2 separate regions of the Homo sapiens genome follow, and region 2 is linked to region 1. Evidence: read pairs that join two places in POLR2A ChIA-PET (ENCODE). Cell type or tissue: A673. All regions are shown on one strand. Each heading gives the region's core, and the rest is flanking DNA. Links, peaks and the distances in the headings are about the cores only.

Region 1 (5,375 bases), core at 159-5,158:
GCCGTGTCCTGAGAAGTGGATCCAGAACACACATTGATGTGGGAATTTAAAGTATAATTCCAAATTGTAGGTAATTGTTTAAGCTCTGAGGAGGCTGGAGGGCCTATATTAAGTCATCTCCCCAGGATCAGTGTGTTTCCTATTACACTCAATATCTATCTGTCCAGGGATCCTTTTGATTTTGAAGCCGTTAGACCAAATCTTTGTGTAATTCTTTACTCCCTTCTCTCCTGCCTACCTCCCTCCTTTTTCTTTAAGAAAACACTTTTTAAAAACTTTATCCAGGTCCCTTGGTTTGTTTCCAGTAGAATAATGTCATGTTAAAGAATCTGAAAAGTTAACTTCCCATCTAAAACCAACAGATCAGTGGAGCTCTGTCTGTCAGAAGTTCAGTCTTGCCCTAAGGGCATCCTCTGCCCAGCAAGACACTGAGATTTTCCTTGACCTCCTCCATCCCTCTTGCTCTTCTGTCTAGACTAGGAACAAAATCTTATTTCTAAAATAGAGATTCAGGCAAAGGTATGGAAGAAAGTCAGGGTGAATATCTTCTCAAGCAGCAGAGGAAGAACTAGTCAAAACCTTTAGCTATGTTTCCTTTTTTAGAGCCCCAGTTAGAAAAAGATAAGTCTATCACTCCCTCATCTTTGGGAAAAGCAATCCTTCCTACTCACTTTTTAACCCAGTTTGGAGGAATCTTCTAGATGTTTTTGTTTTGTTTTGTTTTGTTTTGTTTTGAGACAGAGTCTGGCTCTGTCACCCAGGCTGCAGTGCAGTGGCACAATCTCGGCTCACTGCAACCTCGGCCTCCCGGGTTCACGCCATTCTCCTGCCTCAGCCTCCCGAGTAGCTGGGACTACAGGCGCCCGCCACTACGCCTGGCTAATTTTTTGTATTTTTAGTAGAGACGGGGTTTCACCATGTTAGCCAGGATGGTCTCGATCTCCTGACCTCGTGATCTGCCCACCTCGGCCTCCCAAAGTGCTGGGATTACAGGCATGAGCCACCACGCCCTGCCAGATGGTTTTTTGTTGTTGTCATTTGTTTGTTTGTTTGTTTTGAGACGGAGTCTCACTCTGTCATCCAGGCTGGAGCACAGTAATGCGATCTTGGCTCACTGCAACCTCTGCCTCCCAGGTTCAAGCAATTCTCCTGCCTCAGCCTCCTGAGTAGCTGGGATTACAGGTGCCTGTCACCATGCCCAGCTGATTTTTGTATTTTCCGTAGTGACAGGGTTTCACCATGTTGGCCAAGCTGGTCTCAAACTCCTGACCTCAAATGATCCACCTACCTCAGCTTCCCAAAGTGCTGGGATTACAGGCATGAACCACTGCACCTAGCCCCTTCTAGATGCTTTAAAAGTCTATCTGAGAGACTTTAAAGTTGTCAGTTTTGCTTCTAGCTAGAGCTAGGGAAATCCCCAAGATGCCCAGTCACTGTGCCCAGGACCTGGGGACTCAGGTTTTGCTGTGTCCTCCCCACTCTCCTACGTCAAGAAAAGGCATGAACCAAACCAAGTAGCTTATCTCTGAGTGCAGGGGTAGGCAAATTACAGCCCACAGGCCAAATCCCACCAGTTGCTGTTTTTATGTGGCCCAAAAGCTAAGAATGGTCTTTATGTTATTAAATGACCGACCAAATTCAAAATAAGAATAGTATTTTGTAACATGTGAAAATTATATGAAATTCAAACTTCTGGGTTCATAAATAAAGTTTTATTGGTTCACAGCCACACTATTTGTTTACATATGGTCTATGGCTGATTTTGCACTACAAAGGCAGAGATGAGTAGCCACGACAGACCACATATGGCCTGTGAAGCCTAAAATATTTACTACCTGGCCCTTTACAGAAAACACTTGCCTACAACCCCCTGTGCTAGGGCACTGGTATGTGTTCTGATCATTGAAGAGACAGGGAATTGACCATTCAATGACTATTTATTTGCCATTGCTCTCTGAGAGTGAACATTGCCCATCCCACTATAGAGGTATATTTCATTTTTTCTGCCCTGGGGATTCAAACGAGGGTCCACTCCTCACCTGATGTAGCTGATGCTTTCATAGACCAGCAGGGGGCTCTCTGCAGAGGTTTAAAATTCACGGAGAGAGAGCCGGTGCTAGAGGGCAAAAGCAAGTCTCAGGGGAGCAGCACTGACCTGTCAGTCCCCTAACTGAGCTCCAGGACTTTTTTTTTTTTTTTCCTGAGGCCAAAGGAGAAGGGAGCTTCAGGCAGAAATCCAAAGGGCTCCTTTGTCCGCAGTCTTTGTGAAAGCAACTTTGGTGACCTTGAAGCAAAGCACAACAGAAAGTAGAGGAGATGGTCCACTTGCCCGGCATGGTTCTGGTGCACCGTGGTCTCTAGGGGCTACACCCAGGGTGGGCAGCTTCAACTGTGTTGGAGGCAGCCCCTGCAGTGGGGCATGGGGGCACACACTGGCAGGTGGTCTTGAGTAGCTTTGTGAGCAATGCATGCTGATGAGGGGCTCAAGAGGCAAGGCAGGGGTGGATGGATGTCCTTGCAGGCCCTATAGCGTTATTTGTAAGCACATATGATCCAACCCTCAGAATCCCCTCCTGCCAATAAATGAGACACTCACCAGGCTGCATATCATGGTACTAAGGTATGGAAAAGCACATGGAAAATGCAGGTTTTCAAATAGCTAAGTGGTAGCTGAGCCAGACTACCTGCGGTCCAATTCTGACCTCATTTATTTATTAGCTGTGTGTCCTTGGTCACATCCTTTTACCTCTTTGTGTCTCAGTTTCCTCATCTGTAAAATCGGCCTAATAATGGTATCCACCTCACAGGGCTGTGTTGAGGGTTAAATGAAGCAATGCAAGTAAAAGGCTTAGAATAGTGTAAGCACTGTGTCGATGTGTAGTACTGTAAGCATTATGTGTATGCGCATAGTGTAAGCACTATGAGAGTATTTCCAACTGTACCCACAGCCTCAAGAGACTTGGGAAAGAACAGGAATGCAATAATACATCCCACAGTCTCTGCTCTCAGGAGCTAACCTTAGGCTATGGGACACAGACATGGATGTCATAAAGGTGAAATAGTCCATAGAAACATACAGGAGGAGCAGCTACTGGGGAGGGGCCTCCTTCACAGAGGAAGGGTAATTCCATCTAGGTATGAAATATGAGTAGAAGGTCTACAGATGAAAGCAGGGAGAAACACATTTTAGGTGGAGGGAACAGCATAGACGAAGGCATGGGAACTTGAATGTGTATTTGTATTGGGCACAGTGAGTAATTCTGAGTAGAAGAGTAGATGGGGCAGGGGATGGGGGTGGCAGGAGATGGGCCTGGAAATCTGGGTCGTCATCAACAGTTGTGGCCAAATGACAGAAAGATCGAGATTGCATTGCTTTTGGCCTGGTGCTCCACTGAACTTTGATGCTGGCCTCATTTTGCCTCCTAGAAGGAAAAATGAGTAAGCACCATCAATAATTATCATCTCCAGGGCTAATATAAGAACATACCCATCCAAGAGGGACCACTTCATTCATTCAATCAACAAACATCTAGCTTGTGATACCAAAAGACAAATGCAATTGGTCAAATATACAGGAAAAATATGGACTGGGCAAGCCATGGCTGTGAAGAACCTGTGGCTACACAGCCAAAGGAAAGCAAAAAAAAGGAAGAGAAAGGAGAGTGACCGATGGGGTGCTACAGGCCGTCTGGGAGAGCAGAGAAGCCAGTCAGCCAGCATGGAGAGAGATCAGGAGGATCAGAAGGGTGAAACAGGTTTGAAAAAAGTGGGAGAAAAAAAGAGGGAAACAGAAGGGTAAACCATGGGAATGCGATGAAAATGTGTTTGTGAAAAATTGAGGTGCAATGTCTGTGGACGTTTTGTTGGTTTGGTGGTGGGAAAAGAATTGTAACTATGTGTGGTAGGCAAATACCTCGTACAGTAAAATACCTTGTGAGAATGAATGTGCGGGCATGAGAGAAATCAAGCACAGTCTATCAGCAATGGTCCTGCCCTTGGGAGAAAGGCCAAGTATATATTCAAGGCAATTGTTGCCAGAGTCTGCAAGCCCCTGGGGCATATCCGAAGTCTGAGCCAGACGGGTTATGTGTATCTCAACCTGGAACAGGCAGCTTTTTATCAGACTTTTCTGTCCAAAGTAGGGAGGCGCTGCTGCACTCCTCCACGCTGAGCCCAGCCCTGGAGGTAGCTGGGCAGGCTGAGTTTCTACTCTGGGGCCCACAAAGAGGTGGCTCCAGCTTCAGGCCCAACCCAGGGCAGTGCTCACATTGGGCTTGCCGCGCCATTGGCTCCTGAGGCCCAAGGTGCGCCAAGGGCAGTCCAATACCCTTTAGGGTGTGGTTTCCTCATGCCCCAGGCAGCAAGGAGTGTAGCAACGAGACACTGGCTCAAATCGGGAACCATTATCCATATGTAAAGCCCTCAGAGATAAATCTGATGGGAACGATGATCAGATTAAAATGTTGAGTTCTGTCATCATGAGCCTGCTAGTCACTTGGCCTCAGCACCGAGTCCTCCCTCTTCAAGTCCTCCAAGATGAGACAGTGGAGTTCAACTGCCTGAATGGCCATCCTGACATCCCCATGGGGCAGGCTTGGGTCAGCAGGGCCACAGCTCACTGCCTCACCCACCCAACCGCCACAGCCTCTTCCCATCTCAGTGTCCTGCTCCAGTTCCAAATCCTTAGGAGAATACTTTCCATGGTCCCTGGGATTGTGACACCCTCATCGTCACACATTTGCCAAGCGAGCCTTCCAGGACTGGCCCAGGAAAGCCAGTTCCTTTGTTCCTTGCGCTGCCAGCTCATTTGACAGGCTTGGATCTGACCTGGCTGTTGCAGCATCACCTATCCCCCTCTTCTGCCCCCAAGTCCCTGTCCCTCCCCTACTCCCCGCTTCTGTTCCCCTGCCCTGAAGGCTGCCAGTTTATTCCTTTTGGAGATGAACTCATTGTTGACTTTAACTCACTTCGATGTTTCCCAGGGAAGCATTCTGGCGGGAGGCCCACCGCAGCTCCTTGAAGAAGACAGCCAGGCGAGGGCCAAGACTGGGTGCCAGGGGCCTTGGAACTGCCAAAATGCCTCCCATTTTATGGACAGGCCTGGCTCACCCTGAAGACATTCCAAGTATTTAATCAGCAGTCCATGGTACATATTGGGTTGCAGAGGGAGCCCTCAGAAGCTGGACTTTTAGGAGACAAAACTCAGCCAGAGGAAGGAGCTGGCCTTCTACATGGACCAGGCTGATGCTCAACAGATGGAAAAAGTGCATCCCAATAACAAGGATCAATAACCGAAGGCTGACAGCTGCAGAGACCTGGCCTGAGAGGCCCCTAAGGACTCAGTTCTGCCTCTTTCCCACACCAGACTGAGTCCA
Region 2 (5,375 bases), core at 101-5,100, 1.6 Mb after region 1:
GCTCACTGCAAGCTCCACCTCCCAGGTTCACGCCATTCTCCTGCCTCAGCCTCCCGAGTAGCTGGGACTACAGGCACCTGCCACCATGCCCAGCTAATTTTTTTTTTTTTGTATTTTTTAGTAGAGATGGGGTTTCACCTTGTTAGCCAGGATGTTCTCGATCTCCTGACCTTGTGATCCGCCCGCCTCTGCCTCCCAAAGTGCTGAGATTACAGGCGTGAGCCACCGTGCCCAGCCTCTCCTTGCCCTTTAGTTCTCTTTACCTGGAATGCCCTTGTTCTTTATACTTAACTGAAATCTGTCTATTCCTTCAAGTTTCACTTCAGGTCTTTCTTCTGATGAAGACTTCTCTGATTATCGTAGTCCAAGTTGATGTATCACTTTCCCAAGCTAGTTTTATCTATCTATTGAAATGGTAAGCTTTTTTGAGAGAACTGTTTTATAGACATTTCTATTATTCCCACGGTGCCTCGCTCATGCCTAGCCAAGTTTAAATGCTCCTTACAGAGCACTTATAAAATGTGGTGACCAAAGCCAATCACTCTTTCATTCGACAAATGTGTATGAGCACCTACCATGTGTGCTGTGCTCTGCACTGGGATCCCAGCAATAAACAACACAGAAACAAGACAGGTTATACTGTAGAGAAGGAGACACTAGACAAATATTTGTTGGTCAACAGAATTTGTGGAAGCCAGGCAGGACTCTAAGTGAGGACAAATGACAAGAAGAGGGAGAATTTAGAAAATAAGATATCAGTGAAACGACTATTATAGGAAAAAGGTGTTTAATGGATTCATTCAGCAGGTAATTTATTGAATATCCACTGATACAAATGTATTCCCAGGTATTAGGGATATACCAGTAAATAAAGCAAAGTCCTTTCCCTTGTAGAGCTTATATTCTATCATTTAGAGGCATTTTTGAAAAGCAAAGCACCTAATATTGGATGAAGCCCATCTGTGGGAGGACAGCAGTGAAGGAGTTAAAATGCTTCTAGGGCTCCAGGCTTTGTTGAAACAGATGGTTTCTTTGCACTAGGGAATGTTTTTAAGAGGGATTAGAGGACTGGGCTGAGGAAGGCCTGAGACCTCTTTCCCTCACGCCATAGCACACACACCTGCTGTTCTGGCGCCTGGTAGCTATGTAACTTGTCCCCCACTTGGTAGGCACTTGTTTGCAGGCTTGTGATTGTGACTGTAGGGCTGGCTCTAAGCTTCTGACATTTTTATTTTCCTTTCGTGATTTTTATTTGTGGTCCAACAGCAATGAAGTCCCATTTGAATTTAACAGACGTTGGGACTTGTCTGCGTTCCTTTCTGGTCCATATTTACTTTTACATAATTGTAATCTTTCTGTTTGTGTGTGTGTGTGTGTGTGTGTGTATGTGTGTGTGTATTTTTCTCCCGATCCAGTTTTATTGTGGTAAAATACACATGACAAAAAATTGATCATTGTAAGTACTTTAAAGTGTACAGTTCATTGACATTAAGTACATTCACAATATTGTACAAACACCATGACTATTGAATTGCAGAACTTTTTCATGATCCCAAATGGAAATCCCATATCCATTAAGCAGTAATTCCCCTTCTCCCCAACCCCTGGCAACCACTAATCAGCTTTGTGACTTGCCTGCCCTGGATTTGCTCATTCTGGATATTTTATATAAATTTAGTCATGTGGCCTTTTGTCTCTGGCTTCTTTCACTTAGCATATGCACATATTTACATGCCTTTTCCATGTAACATTATAAGGATTTTTTAAGTGTTTCGTTACAGACATTATAATTTTCTTTTTTGGACACAGTCTCGCTCTGTCGCCCAAGCTGGAGTGCAGTGGTGCTATCGCGGCTCACTGCAACCTCTGCCTCTCGGGTTCACGCCATTCTCCTGCCTCAGCTTCCCGAGTAGCTGGGACTACAGGCACCCGCCACCACGCCCGGCTAATTTTTTTGTATTTTTAGTAGAGACGGGGTTTCACCATGTTAGCTAGGATGGTCTCGATCTCCTGACCTCGTGATCCGCCCGCCTCAGCCTCTCAAAGTGCTGGGATTATAGGCGTGAGCCACCACGCCCGGCCCAGACATTATAATTTTAAGTTATCTTGTTGATAATGGCTTCATTTAGCCATTCATTTATTGTTGAATATTTGGATTGTTTCAAGTTGCTATTATTTTTTAAAATGCTACGGTGGAAACCTCCCTGAGTGTGCTCTGCCATCTTTCAGGGGACTCTGAATGTTGCACATCAGCTGCAGAAGAGCCATTGTGCTTGATTTAGGATAGTGTGGACTGTTATCCAGCTCTGTGGGAGGACAGTCAAGTAATGAATTTTATATAGAAGGGAGCATTATTCTTTGCAAAATAAGACCATGTTATCCAGGGAGTGGCAGGGAAAAGTTTTTTTTCCCCACTGCCTAGAATTCTCTGATAATCCCTCTATCCCTTTGGCTGTAGGAAAGAATTGATTATAGCAGTTGAAGATGAAATGTTTTATTCATTTATTCATTCAACAAATATTTGAGAGCCTACTATATGCCAGACATTTGAAACTTGCTCATGGGTTGAGCTTGGCTAAACAGTGCCTTTCACTCCCTGGGCCTTTCATACCTGCCTGGGAACAAGAATAGGACCTACTTCCAGAGTAATCAGAGAGGATCCAGAGGTCAGAGCCATGTGGGGCCTTATTACCTCATGGTTTAACTCCTCAAGATTTGGTACCATTATAGATACTAATCACACATTAATTTGTCTGCTCACTCTGGGGATTTCAAGGCCAGGCTGCCACTTTTCATACGTGGCTGTTCTTGTTCACCACTCTAACAGAGTCCTGGCTGCTAGGAGATGAGCCATCAGGCCTGTGCCCTCTTAGTAGTTTTGTTCACTATATCCTGGGCAAGGCAGCAAGGAGAAGGTGCTTACTGACTGAGTATAAAAGCTTCAGAGACTTTATTATAGTAACGTTACTGTGTTCATGCAAGGGGTGAGGTTGGCATGTCACAGATTCTGAGTTAGCCCAGATATACTTGGGTTAGTGCTGCTGGGGCCTTCTTGCCTTCTGGCAGACAGCCCTCCTCCCTTTTTTGTCCTTGCTGACCCATTTAACAGAATACTTTTAATTTCTCTCTACCTTGCTAGGAAAATAAAGACCACTTAGGACCATTCAGGGCCACACACTGCTTACAAAACCCAGTGTGGAGTAGAAAAAGCACTGGAGGCCGGGCGCGGTGGCTTTGCCTATAATCCCAGCACTTTGGGAGGCCGAAGCGGGTGGATCACAAGGTCAGGAGATCGAGAGCATCCTGGCCAACATGGTGAAATCCCGTCTCTACTAAAATGCAAAAAATTAACTGGATGTGGTGGCGCATGCCTGTAGTCCCAGCTATTCGGGAGGCTGAGGCAGGGGAATCACTTGAACCTGGGAGGCGGAGGTTGCGGTGACCAGAGATTGCACCACTGAACTCCAGCCTGGTGATGGAGCCAGACTCCATCTCAAAAAAAAAAAAAAAAGAAAGAAAGAAAGAAAAAGCACTGGAAACAATTGCTAGATCTTAAACATTCACTTAGGAAATGCCAAACCTGTAGATTTGGAGTAAGAAGCAGAGAGGCTAGTGAGAGAGTTCAGGGTTTAGGCCTGATTTCTATCCTCTTCCACCTACCACTTGTTGCATTTCCTTCACTGTCAGAATTTGATTGTTCTGTGTCTGTATCTTCAGATGTGTTTTTCCTAGTGTATTTGAAAAACTGTTGAACAGTCCCCTCTGGGCAGGGAGGGAAGAGGGTTAGACAATCAGGAGTAGAGACTCTGTTATTTCTCTCTCCAGACCTAGACCCTGGAGTTAACTGAAGGTCCAGAGTTACTGAGGGGCGGCTGTGTTTGTTTTTCAGTAGGCTGGCTTTACTGAGTGGGATACAAGAGCCCAAAGCACAGGCCATTCCCAGAAGCCTAACATTTTCATATTTCTTTCTCTGCCAAAGAATCTTTGGTTAGGGTTAAGAATAACTAGTCTGTCTGTGGAAATACCAAGGCCTTTTGTTTGCCAGAAGAAAAGCGCTTTTGATTAAGGCTGCCTTTTCTCTCTCTCTTTTTTTTTTCTTAAGCTGTTGTGGGAAGACTTCAGAGCCTCTGAAGGTGCCGTATTTAAGGGGTGTAGGGGAAGGAATGATAGCTAAATAGAACTAAGGGAGACTTAATCGTGCTTTACCGCACATTTGTGCAGAGATTAACAACAGCAACAAAATCTACCCAGTTTTTGGTCATTGCTTCTACTAGCCTTTCTTTCTTCCTGTCTTTTATGAAATCTACCCAAAACAGTAGTTCCCAAAGGACCTGCTGTACTGATCTGACCTTGAATCATACTCTATCACTTAGTGTGATTTGGGGCATGTTACTTAACTTTTCTCTTTAGGCTAGAGTTTTGCAACTATAAAATGGGGATTATAGTAGACCATTTTCATAGGGTTATAATGAGAATTGAATGAGTTAATATGTGGAAAATACTTAGGACAGTGCCTGGCACATAGTAAGAGCTTATCCCAGTAAATATTACTGCTACTGTGTATGGCAAATGCTGAGTGTAGCTTTATTTTTTCGATTAGTAATTCCAAATGTGGCTTTCTAGGGTTAGCAAAGTCAGGGCTTTTTTTTTATAGAATGAAAAGGAAGCAGACATTCCCATTAGGCATTAACTTTTTATCAGTCAGAGGCAAAGGGAAAGATTTATTCTCTGTGTGGACGCATCATAGAGGCTCAGTGTCTTCTTAGTTGAATGTCAACAAGGGAATCAATTTCATCATGAAGAACTACTCTTTGGCAAAAGCAAGGGCGAGGGTTGGGTTGTGTACTTTCGTAGTCTTTGTCTGAGAGTAGTGATGTTTCTTGTGCCCCAGGAAAGCTTGAACCAAGGTATAGAGAAAGGGCCCCTGATCCTCCAAATTTACAGTAGTAAGAGAAGCAAGAAATATCTTAGTAGGAAAAGGGGAAACCCTCAGGGCTGGGTCTCGTCCCAGTGACTCTACTACCAGGTCTGGAGAATGTCACTAGTGGAGGCTCTGGGCAAGTGCCTGGCCACTGCATTTCCCTGGCCATAGTAAGAGATGTGCAGAATGACCTGCCCTAAGTCTCTGGGCTGTTTGTTTTATAAACTGCTACCTTCTTCCCCAAATTGCTGGGAGTGGCTAAGGAAGTGGCACAGAAATTTAGATTTTTGTGTCTTTCTTGCCCTTTTCTGTATTGTCTTTAGTTTTTAGAAGGACTTTCTTGGCTGCCTTCTCCCTCCCCCACCTTGCTCCATCCTCTCTTGCAAAGTAAAATCTCATCTTCCTGCAGGAGGTTAGGTTGTAAAGTTTACACATAAAGTGAGGATTCCAAATA

Evidence for each region. Peaks named below come from ENCODE experiments on the same cell type or tissue, not always from the same donor. Only the 100,000 strongest peaks of a DNase experiment are listed, where the experiment ranks them.
Region 2: POLR2A ChIA-PET joins it to region 1 with 6 read pairs; 1 of 35 experiments calls an interaction of 5 or more read pairs at or near these places.

Annotation. Positions count from the first base shown.
Region 1 is chr1:37,601,242-37,606,616 of GRCh38, forward strand. No RefSeq gene overlaps it. Among named protein-coding and RNA genes, the nearest start is that of GNL2, 8.0 kb to the left of the region's middle. RefSeq lists an enhancer at 1,987-2,281. In A673, for the core only: CTCF peaks have their summits at 2,061 (motif pointing right) and 2,262; a DNase peak (open chromatin) is centred at 2,070; H3K27me3 peaks cover 998 bases.
Region 2 is chr1:39,169,844-39,175,218 of GRCh38, forward strand. It overlaps a transcript of MACF1 not described here. Among named protein-coding and RNA genes, the nearest start is that of MACF1, 32 kb to the right of the region's middle. RefSeq lists an enhancer at 1,950-2,476. In A673, for the core only: no CTCF peak of the experiment used is centred there; a DNase peak (open chromatin) is centred at 1,058; H3K27ac peaks cover 1,782 bases.